2 separate regions of the Mus musculus genome follow, and region 1 is linked to region 2. Evidence: chromatin contacts called from ENCODE Hi-C or POLR2A ChIA-PET data. All regions are on one chromosome and are shown on one strand. Each heading gives the region's core, a stretch centred on a gene start or an enhancer-like site at or near the end of the contact. The rest is flanking DNA. Distances are from core to core; before and after follow the strand shown.

What was found. Hi-C counts contacts between places; a loop is a spot of excess contacts on that map. ChIA-PET counts read pairs that join two places held with the same protein, here RNA polymerase II (POLR2A).
Region 1: a loop to region 2 is called in a map of heart, with 2.2 times the contacts of the local background. The contact joins the promoter of N6amt1 here to the enhancer-like site in region 2. A Hi-C loop is called at or near these places in 2 of 37 maps with a recorded cell type or tissue (both heart). POLR2A ChIA-PET finds 5 or more read pairs at or near these places in 1 of 5 experiments (Patski).

What each region holds. Positions count from the first base shown.
Region 1 is chr16:87,352,354-87,357,009 of GRCm38, reverse strand. N6amt1 (N-6 adenine-specific DNA methyltransferase 1 (putative)) reads right to left here and starts at 2,825. Exons shown (of 6, transcript NM_026366.2): 1 at 2,624-2,825; 2 at 746-832; 3 at 22-112. The coding sequence starts at 2,757.
Region 2 is chr16:87,303,287-87,307,915 of GRCm38, reverse strand. No RefSeq gene overlaps it. Among named protein-coding and RNA genes, the nearest start is that of N6amt1, 49 kb to the left of the region's middle. Within about 2 kb of position 2,520, at least 1 of the 3 ENCODE cell types and tissues checked has a DNase peak (open chromatin) inside an H3K27ac peak, as active enhancers do; it is heart, where a contact is called at or near this core.

The DNA.
Region 1 (4,656 bases), core at 1,576-4,075, 49 kb before region 2:
TGAACGAGGATTAATGCTCACCAAATCTGTGATCACTGGCTGAACATGGACTCTGTTACAGCGTGCTGTTTCCAAGGTACATGCGGCTGCCTCAGGGTTGATATCAGTGCACCTATCAACGCGAGACAGAGGGAAAGATCAGGAGGATGTCTGGAAGCAGACAGTGTACCAGCAGACTCCTGCTGGGGTAAAGTTAGGAATGCTTTCTTAACTCGAACATGGTGTTGGGAAAAAAAAATCCAGAATGTTTTCATAATGGCAAAGAAAAAGCAAGCAAAGGCTTGTTATAACAAAGGCAAGCATTGCTGAAAAATCTGCCCACACTCATCTGAAACGGCCAGCAAATGAAAAGGGAAAGAGATCGCTGCCCGGACACTGCCACACAAACGACATAGGCGGTAACGAGCTGCAAGAAACACATTTGTCCCACGTATGGTAAAATCTTCTGCTGTTTCCTCCTGGCTTTTGTATTCTCAAGTTCTCTGCAAGGACATTCAACTTTGCACCTATTTTACAACAGACAAACTGTTTACCTGAGAACGATTAAAAGTAGAGATAGCATAAAGTTGTGTTGCTTCTAAAATCACACAGCACGAAGGAGTGAACGGGAGGCTACAGCTGGGGGCCAGCATAAGCTGTGACTTGAGTCCTCACTATCAGAGACGTATTGTCTATTTAAAATGTTCCACTTGAGCTGCTGCAGTCACAGAGACCCAGGAGGGGTGGAGGAACATCACATACTCACATGTATAAGGCCCGAGGACCTATCATGGAGGCCAGGAATGCAGACACCACACCAGATCCTGCTCCTACTTCAAGGCATATTTCCACTCTAACAACAAAAACAAAGTATTTAGTTCCTTCTTATGAAGATAATTCTTCATGGAAGACAACTCTCATGCCATATAATGTATTTCCCCAGCACCATCACTCACTTGCAAATATGTGGGAATAAAAGGGATTTACCATTTCTGGCAACTACTTAGTGCTTATTATTTCATAGCTCAAGCATGCTAATAGTTTAGGTGTGTACAGTATTTAAATTGAAGTACTTAAATAAACCCAGCAGCATATCCTAGGGTTTGCTAAAAGCCTTCCATCTACCTAGATACATGAATAACAAAGACCTCTCTCCCTACGAGAGTACTGTGTTGGGCAAGTACTTCAGTGTCTGATCTTAGAATGCCAATAATCTTAGCTTTCTAAATTTAAAAATCTTATATAACTTTCCAATAAATGTATTTCCTTTGATCACTATCAGTGTGTCAAAAGCACTACTTAATTTCCATGACTGATTGGCCTGATGACATTTACAAGATTTTTCTGTCACTTAACTGTTCAAACAACTCAAGAAGAAGTTACAGTATTTCCTTTTTACCTTTAGAATCAGCCACATATCTATGTGACCCACATAACAGGACACGCAAGCCACTAGTGGGTCATAGTAAAGTCTGTGAATCTTACCAGGTGCCTTCTTTATGGAAATAATCATTACGGTCTCAAAAATAACTAGAATTCCTAGCCTTTGTAACAAGGTCAGCTCTATTACAGCATACGAAGCAATGCAATTTGTAGCTGTAAATTTTTCTGAGCTGTTTTGAGCATTCAAGTTACAATTCAGTGCTCCACGAGATATTCCAGTAGCTCAAAATGCTCCACCATCTATGAAGAAAGACTGGTTTTATAGGCAGAAAAAAAGTGACAATATAAATAAACATGATGGCTATTTCGTTCTGGAGACACCCAGTAGGAATCTTGGCCATTAAGTTAATGACCCATATTCTTTCGGCAAACTATTTTATTAGAGTGATTATATGTATGTGTGCAGAATGGTCCTCAGCATTGTAACTGAACCTCCAAGAACAACCTGTAGTAGTTTCTGAGGCCGGAACTCAGGTCTGCAGGCTTGACAGCGAGTGCCTTTACCAGCTGAGCCATCTTTCCCGTTCTCAGCTCAAATTCTTTTCTCAGAAAAGTTAACATGTGGGCATTTACTATTTATGTCAATTAAAGCTATGGCCAATCCTTCAACAAATCAGGCTAGTGAAAATCCTACCGGCGGAGGCACGTGACTATTTAAACCTTCCCTAATAGTTCTAACCACATGCAACTAAAATTCTAACAGTTCAATTAAAAAACAAAACAAAACAAAAAAATCCCAGTTGCAATAACACTTTAAGTGCTCAGACGGCTAGTGGTTGTTCCTTGACTAGGTTGAGTGAATTTAATAGTTCACTGATCCTTATGTGTTCTTCCTTTGCTAGAGGATGTTATTCTTGCACTAAGGCGAGTTTTACATATTCACTTAAAAAAATTAAAATAGAAAATTAGGAAAGTTTTGGGACATCTTGCTTCTGGTTGCTAAACTCCGGCTGCTCCTCAGAGGCGCGTTTACATTCTTCAGATTAACAGCTAAAAGGCAGGGCAGGGTGACCTTGAAGCCGCAGGAACATCTGAGCGATGCTCTAACCCCAGCCCGCCGGACACGCCTCCTTTACCCCTCTCTGCTGTCAATCACCAGAAAGTAGGCCGGCCCACCACTTCCGGAGGAGGGCGGCAAGTTCCGGCTTCCGCCTCCCGGCCACCCCGTTCTCTCCCCCTGAGGCGCGCACCCTCCTCGCACCCTGCTAGCTCGGCCGCCGCCGCCTCGAGCGCGTCCAGTAACAGGAACGTGTCCTCCGCTGGCTCGTACACGTCGCGGAAGGCTCCGCGACCCACGTGCCCGTACAACGGCGTGGGGACACTCGGCGCCGCCATCTTTTCCCTTCCGCTTCCTATGGGCGGGCGTTGAGTACGCACGCGTCAGGCTTGCTGCGCATGCGCTTTTGTCTTACACTGGGTGGCGTTTGGGGTGAAAGAGCTTGTTGGGCTCTCTGGAACTTTTAAGCAACCTCTAACATCCGTTTTCAACTTGTGCTTACTTTTATCGGCTACCCTAATATTGAGCATCGTCAGTTATTTTGTACTAAGGTGACTGCTTTATTCTAATGACATTTGGAAAGTTTCTTCCCTTTTAAACTTGTAAGCACTTGCAAAAATAGTGTTTACAAAATTTATTGTTTTTTAAGCAACTGAAATGTAAATACCCATCTATAAGATTATGACTACTTTTATTTGCTTAATTTTGTTATACAGATTCTCACTGTCTTGGAATTTACTATGTAGGCCAGTCTGGCCAGGAACTCATAGTGATCCTCCACCTGCCTCTGTCTCCTGAGTGCTGGGACTATAAAAGCTGTGGCACCATGCCCAGCTTTTATGACTTTTAATTTTTATTTTGTATTTGACAATATTATACATGGATAACACTTTCATTCATTGAAATTATAGTTTGGGCTGGGCTGTGGTGGCTCTTGCCTTTAATCCCAGCACTCTGGAGACCGAGGCAGGCAGATCTCTGCTTGTTCTACAAAGAGAGTTCCAGGACAGCCAGGGCTACATAAAGAAATCCAGTCTCCGAAAAACAATGAAACAAAACAGAGACAATGGTTTGGAGGGCTGGGGAAGTGCTCAGGGGTTGAGACCTTGTACTGCACTTGAAGAAGACAAAAGTTTGGTTTCCTGCACCTTTGTTTGGTGGCTCACAACTCCCTATAACCCCAGCTCCAGGTTGTTGCTCTTCCTGCGTCAGTGTCACTGTTGTGCCCATACATACAGGCAAAAAAATAACATACAGAAAATCATAGTCTTTAAAAAAATGTAAGGGGCTGGAGAGATGGTTCTGGAATAAGGCTATTATTGAGGACTAGAATTTGGTCCCCAGTACCCACAGCAGGTGGTTCACAAACAGAGTAACTCCAGTTCCTGGGAGTTAAATCTTCTGTTCTCTGGCGGCATCACAAATACAGACTTGAAAATGGCAAGAAAGCTCTGCTGGTAAAAGGCAGGTAGGTGCTGCCAAACCTGAGCACATGGAGCAGGTCCCTGAGACTCACACAGTGGAAGGAGAAAACCTATTCTTAGAGTTCTCAGACCTCCAAGGGTATGGCAGCATACATGTGCACACATGCACAAACATCTAAATATAATACGGAAATATTTTTTTAGAGTGTCATGTGCCGCGAGAATTTGTTATTTTCACATGCATCCTTAAAATGTCTTTGGCATACAAGCAATGAAATGAAATAGCCGTTCTTTCTCAGTTGTTTCCCAGAGGATTTGTTTTTATGTATGTGAAGGTTGACTTTGCTCCAGGTTTGTCTGTTGCAATTCTTGAGACTGACATCCTTAGTGTTCTCCCACTGCTGTACACACAGTTCCTGGTGGGAGATCTGTTAGTGGACATACGGTTCAGTTTCTCTGGATAGTGCCCCATCACTCTCCAAACTAACCATACTTGTGTATACTCCTAACATCTTTTGGTGGCAGATTTATGAGTTGATCTAATATTAGAGATTTGTTTTAGATTGATTTGGTCCGATTGCTGATTGAGGTTAAGCCTGGGTTCATATGTCCATCTAGGGAATTTCTTCCTTTGTGACTTGTATGTACTTTCATGCTTAATTGTCCCCCCCTTTTTTTTTTTTTTTTTTTTGCAGGGGAGGGATGACAGGGTATCATTGTATAGCCTTGGCTGGTCTGACTAAATCACAGAGACCCCCCTAGCTTCTACCTTCTGCCTCCCAAGTGCTGTGATTAAGGGCATGAGCCACCATG
Region 2 (4,629 bases), core at 1,271-3,770:
TATTTCTATAGAGCATATCTTCATAACATTGTAAAGTGAGATGTAAAGTAAAGGCAGATGGAAAATAAAGTGCTTTTATTCATTGAAGAAGGATATTGTTAAGTTGGGGTCATGTTTCATATACCATTTAATGTTTACACTGACTAGCACTCTGCATTCATCAAGCTGTGGGATTGCATAGCTATACAAGATCCCTGACATCTCGCCAGAAACGTGAATGTCAAAGGAAGCTCACACTCACTCTGGTTGGGACAGTGATGCTGGGGGCACTGGAGATGTGATTCCTGGAAACCAGCCTTGCATTCTGTGTCACAGTGCTTTTTTTTACCAAATTTGTAGATCATAGTTGAGTAGCTGACTCATGCTTCTGGAGTTTTGGGAAGCAGACACTACGCCTCCGTGCATACTGTTGTGTACACTGAGAAAGGACGGAGAGGCAAAACCACTGAAGAGTGGCCAGAAACGCTATGTACTTCTGAGTCCTTGGACAGCCTCAGTGTCAACTTTCTGGCAAAGTTTCGCTTAAGTGCCACATCATTTCTCACAGTGGCATAGTTTAGAAGCTTGCAGCACCTATAAATACACACACTTTAGAGATAAGAAAGCAGACCTTTGAAACCAGAGACTGTAAAGCCAACCAGAAGTATCTGTGACGATACTACCCAGCTGAAAGATTCATGCGCGCAGACTCAGTGTTTTGTTTGAGAAACAGTTCAGCTGGCAGCAGCCTTCAAGTTCCTGACAAGTTGCCTCCATTAGTTATGGCTAATCATGATTCCCAAATATTTTGGCTTGAAGCAACACTGTGTGCTTTAGGGAGACGCAGCCAAAAGCATCTGAGAAGTAGAATATGACATTCATTAGTTTATCATTCTGCTTGAGCTACTGAGCCGAATTATAATATATACCAACTGTGATCATTTTAATTGTCAACATGACTCAATCTAAAGTCACCAGGGAAGAGTCTCAAAGGAGTTCCTAAACCAGGGTGGCCTGAGGGCTTGCTTGTCTGTGAGGGATTTTCCTTTGCTGGATTAATTGAGGTGAGAAGATCTACCCCAACTGTGGTCCTTGCCATTTTGTGTGCTGAGCTCTGAACAGTATCAGTCTGAGAAAAGCTGCTGAACATAAGCATGCATGCATGCATTTGCTTCTTTCTGTTCTTGACAGGATGTGTGTGATGAACTTCAAACTCCTGCCTTGACTTCCCTAAATGTAGCCTGGAGCTGTAAGCCAAATATACTCATTCCCACTTAAAGTTGTTTCGTCAGGATATTTTACCACAGCAATAAAAGTGAAACCAGACACAAACTAGCAATATAATTAAAGAAGCTATGTGATATTGTTTTTTGGGGGAACAGGATAGGAAGAAAACAAAACCACAGAGAGCTAACATGCTATGAATTGGGGATTGAATCCCTCCTCCTCTCCTCCTTTTCCTCCTCCTCCTCTTCTTCTTCAAAGGCATGACTGCTTTGCACAGTCCAGGTTAGCTTGGAAGTAGTTATGTAGTCCATACTGGTCTTGAGCTTTAAGCATTCTTTCTTGTCTCTACAACACCAGTGTTAGAATTACAGGTATGACATATGATAGGAGCACATGTCACATGCCTAGTTGAAGTTAGTACTGTTGGTAGAGAAATACTGAAATATGAATAGGTATCTTACTGAATTTGTGATATGGCTCAGTAATAACTTTGGGTTTGGAGACACCGTCCTTGACACTGAACGTCTAGCTTTGCCCTGCAACTTTGGGAGTTCTCTGACAAATTGTTAAATTTTAGTCCATCTGTAAGGCAGAGACAATGAGAAAGTATTTTGTATAGTATTGCAATGAGAACAATATTTTGTGAAAACAGAGAGCCGAGTCTCAGTCTAGCTAAGAGGTTTCTCAGATAAGGCCAGGGGTTCTATATATGGAACAGCCCAGGTTTTTGTTTTGTATATCTAAGCTGTTGGGGTTCTCTGAGAAACATGAGCTACAAATGACAAGCGAGCACCAGATCTGGTCTTTGCATTCTTGGCATTCAGTGAATGCTAGCCTTGTTCTAACCTTTGTCCTATTAAATGTGCAAAGAAGGAGGGCATGTGCTTCTGTCACGTGTCACACTTGGACGAGGAAGCAAGACCATTCTTCCCGTGTCCCCATGCTTCCGAGTGTTCTGAGTAATAAAACCTTTGGATTGGGTCACTTGCTTGTGATCCATTAGCCTACTAAGTGTCACAATCTCTTCACCACATGATGATAGATCATTATGGGGGCGGGGGCGGGGCACGTGCTACCTTCAGAAAATGGTCTCAGCATTTCCTTACATGACAAATGCAGGAATTACTGGAATGACTCTGTTGACAGATAAAAAGTGTCTGGCTGTTCTTATCTTTATTTCAAGCTACAGGATGTTCCAACCTTGTCTTGTACTTCTTGTTTTTGAACAGGGTACCTCTAGCCAAACGGTATTGTCAGCGGCAGCCTGAGATGCGGCTCAATGCTGTAGCAATGTGGGCAGGTTCAACTAAGGAATGACTTCCCTGCAGAGAGGAAGGTCAGGTCAAGTCAGTATGGGTGGGGCTGGAGATAATTATGAAAGGGTTTTAATACAGAGTTAAGCACTGGGGGGGAAGCAAGATAATAACACATGCCCTGGAGTAGCATATGTTCAAGGGGTAACAGGTCCCCATACCTCAGCACAACTGACTCCCTGATGGCCATACCATCCAGGGCATCAAACAGAGTCCACCTGCCAAAATGAAAACAAAGACTTACCCATCAGTGACCATAGTTCTAGGAAAGTCTCTAAATGCATTAACCTTGCTTCTGGCTTCTGTAGTTCTGCTTCTGAAATATAATGGAACACTCCTCCATTGCTGGTGGGATTGCAAACAGGTACAACCACCCCGGAAATCAATCTGGTGGTTCCTCAGACAATTGGAAGTAGTTCTACCTGAAGACCCAGCTCCCAGTTATACCATTATTGGGCATAGACCCAAAAGACACCCAACCATACCACAAGGACATGTGTTCCACCATGTTCATAGCAGCCTTACTTGTAATAGGCAGAAGATGGGAACAGCCTGGATGTCCCTCAAATGAAGAATGGATACAGAAAATGTGGTTCATTTACACAAAGGAATACGTTTCAGCTATTAAAAACGAAGATATCATGAGTTTTGTAGACAAATGGATGGCATTAGAAAATATCATCTTGAGTGAGGTAACTCAAACCCAAAAGGACATGCATGGTTTGTACTCACTAATTGGATATTAGCCAAAAAAGTACAGAATACCTAAGATAAAATCCACAGACTGTAAGAAGTATAACAAGCAGAAAGGCCCAAGTGATGATACTATAGTATCCCACTTAGAAGGGGAAAGAAAATCATCACAAGAGGCACAGGGAGGGATCTGGGTGGGAGAAGGGAGGGGGAGGGGAAAAAGGGAACATGATCAGGTGTGGGCAGGGGCAGGGGCAGTGGCAGGGGCAGTGGCAGGGGCAGTGGCAGGAGGGAAGTTCAGAGGGCCAAGAAAATGTGTGGAGATAAGCAGCATCAGGGGTTGGGGGAGGGAGGTTCCTCTAGAAAGTACTAGAGACTTGTGAGGTGAGAGACTCTAAGGACTCAATGATGGTGACCTTAGCCAAAATGCCCAATGTTGGGGAGAGAGAACTGGAAGAGTCTACCTCCAGTAGATAGACAGGGCCTCAAGCAGAGGGACAGGGTTCCTAACCAACCGTCAAAATGTCCAACCCAGAAGTGTTCCTGTCTAAAAGAACTGCAGGGACAAATATGGAGAAGAGACTGAGGGAAAGGTGGCTTAACTTGGGAGTCATCTCATGAGAGGGCACCAAGGCCTGACACTAGCCTGGCAAGACTGTCTATTGAGTTCTATTTATACTCTCTCCAAATCCCATGTGAGTCTTCATCACATGATACAAACAGAAACTTCCACTTCATTCTGCTATGCTTATAGATCAGTGTCTCAATCATCCATCATCAGAGAAGCTTCCCCCTGCATCAGATGGGAGCAAATTCAGGGACCCAGAGCTGGACAATGTGCAGAGACTAAGAGACCTTGGAGCATTCAGTCCTCAATGAGATGTTTCCATCAAATTCCTCCCCTCAGCTCTGAGGGAACTATGCAGAAGAGGAGGCAGAAAGAGCCTTAGAGCCAGAGGAGATGGATGATGTCGAGGAACCAGCATCTTCCAGTCCTAACAGGAATGTCACACATACAAATCCACACAGACTGTGGCAGCATGCTCAGGACCAGCACAGGTCTAACCTAGATGGGGGTTATAATGCTGAGATGAGGAAAGTTGGCATGAGTTTCTATCCCCCAACCAAGAAACTATCTCCAACCACTCACAAAGGAAAAAAATTAGTTTCTCACTGGATATACAAACCACACTTAAGGGCAGGCCTCATGCCCAACAATAGATGGCTAACACAATTGTTGTCTCATTTTGCTCTGTTTGAGATTTTTTTACATTATTGGTCTTTTGCTTGCATATTACAGTTTCTGATATTGAGTTTCTATGGTGTGAGTGTGAATGTGTGTGTGTATGTATTTTCCATGTTCTTCCTTTGTTTAAATTTTTTGTTAATTTGTTCATTTTGCTTTATTCATGTTCAT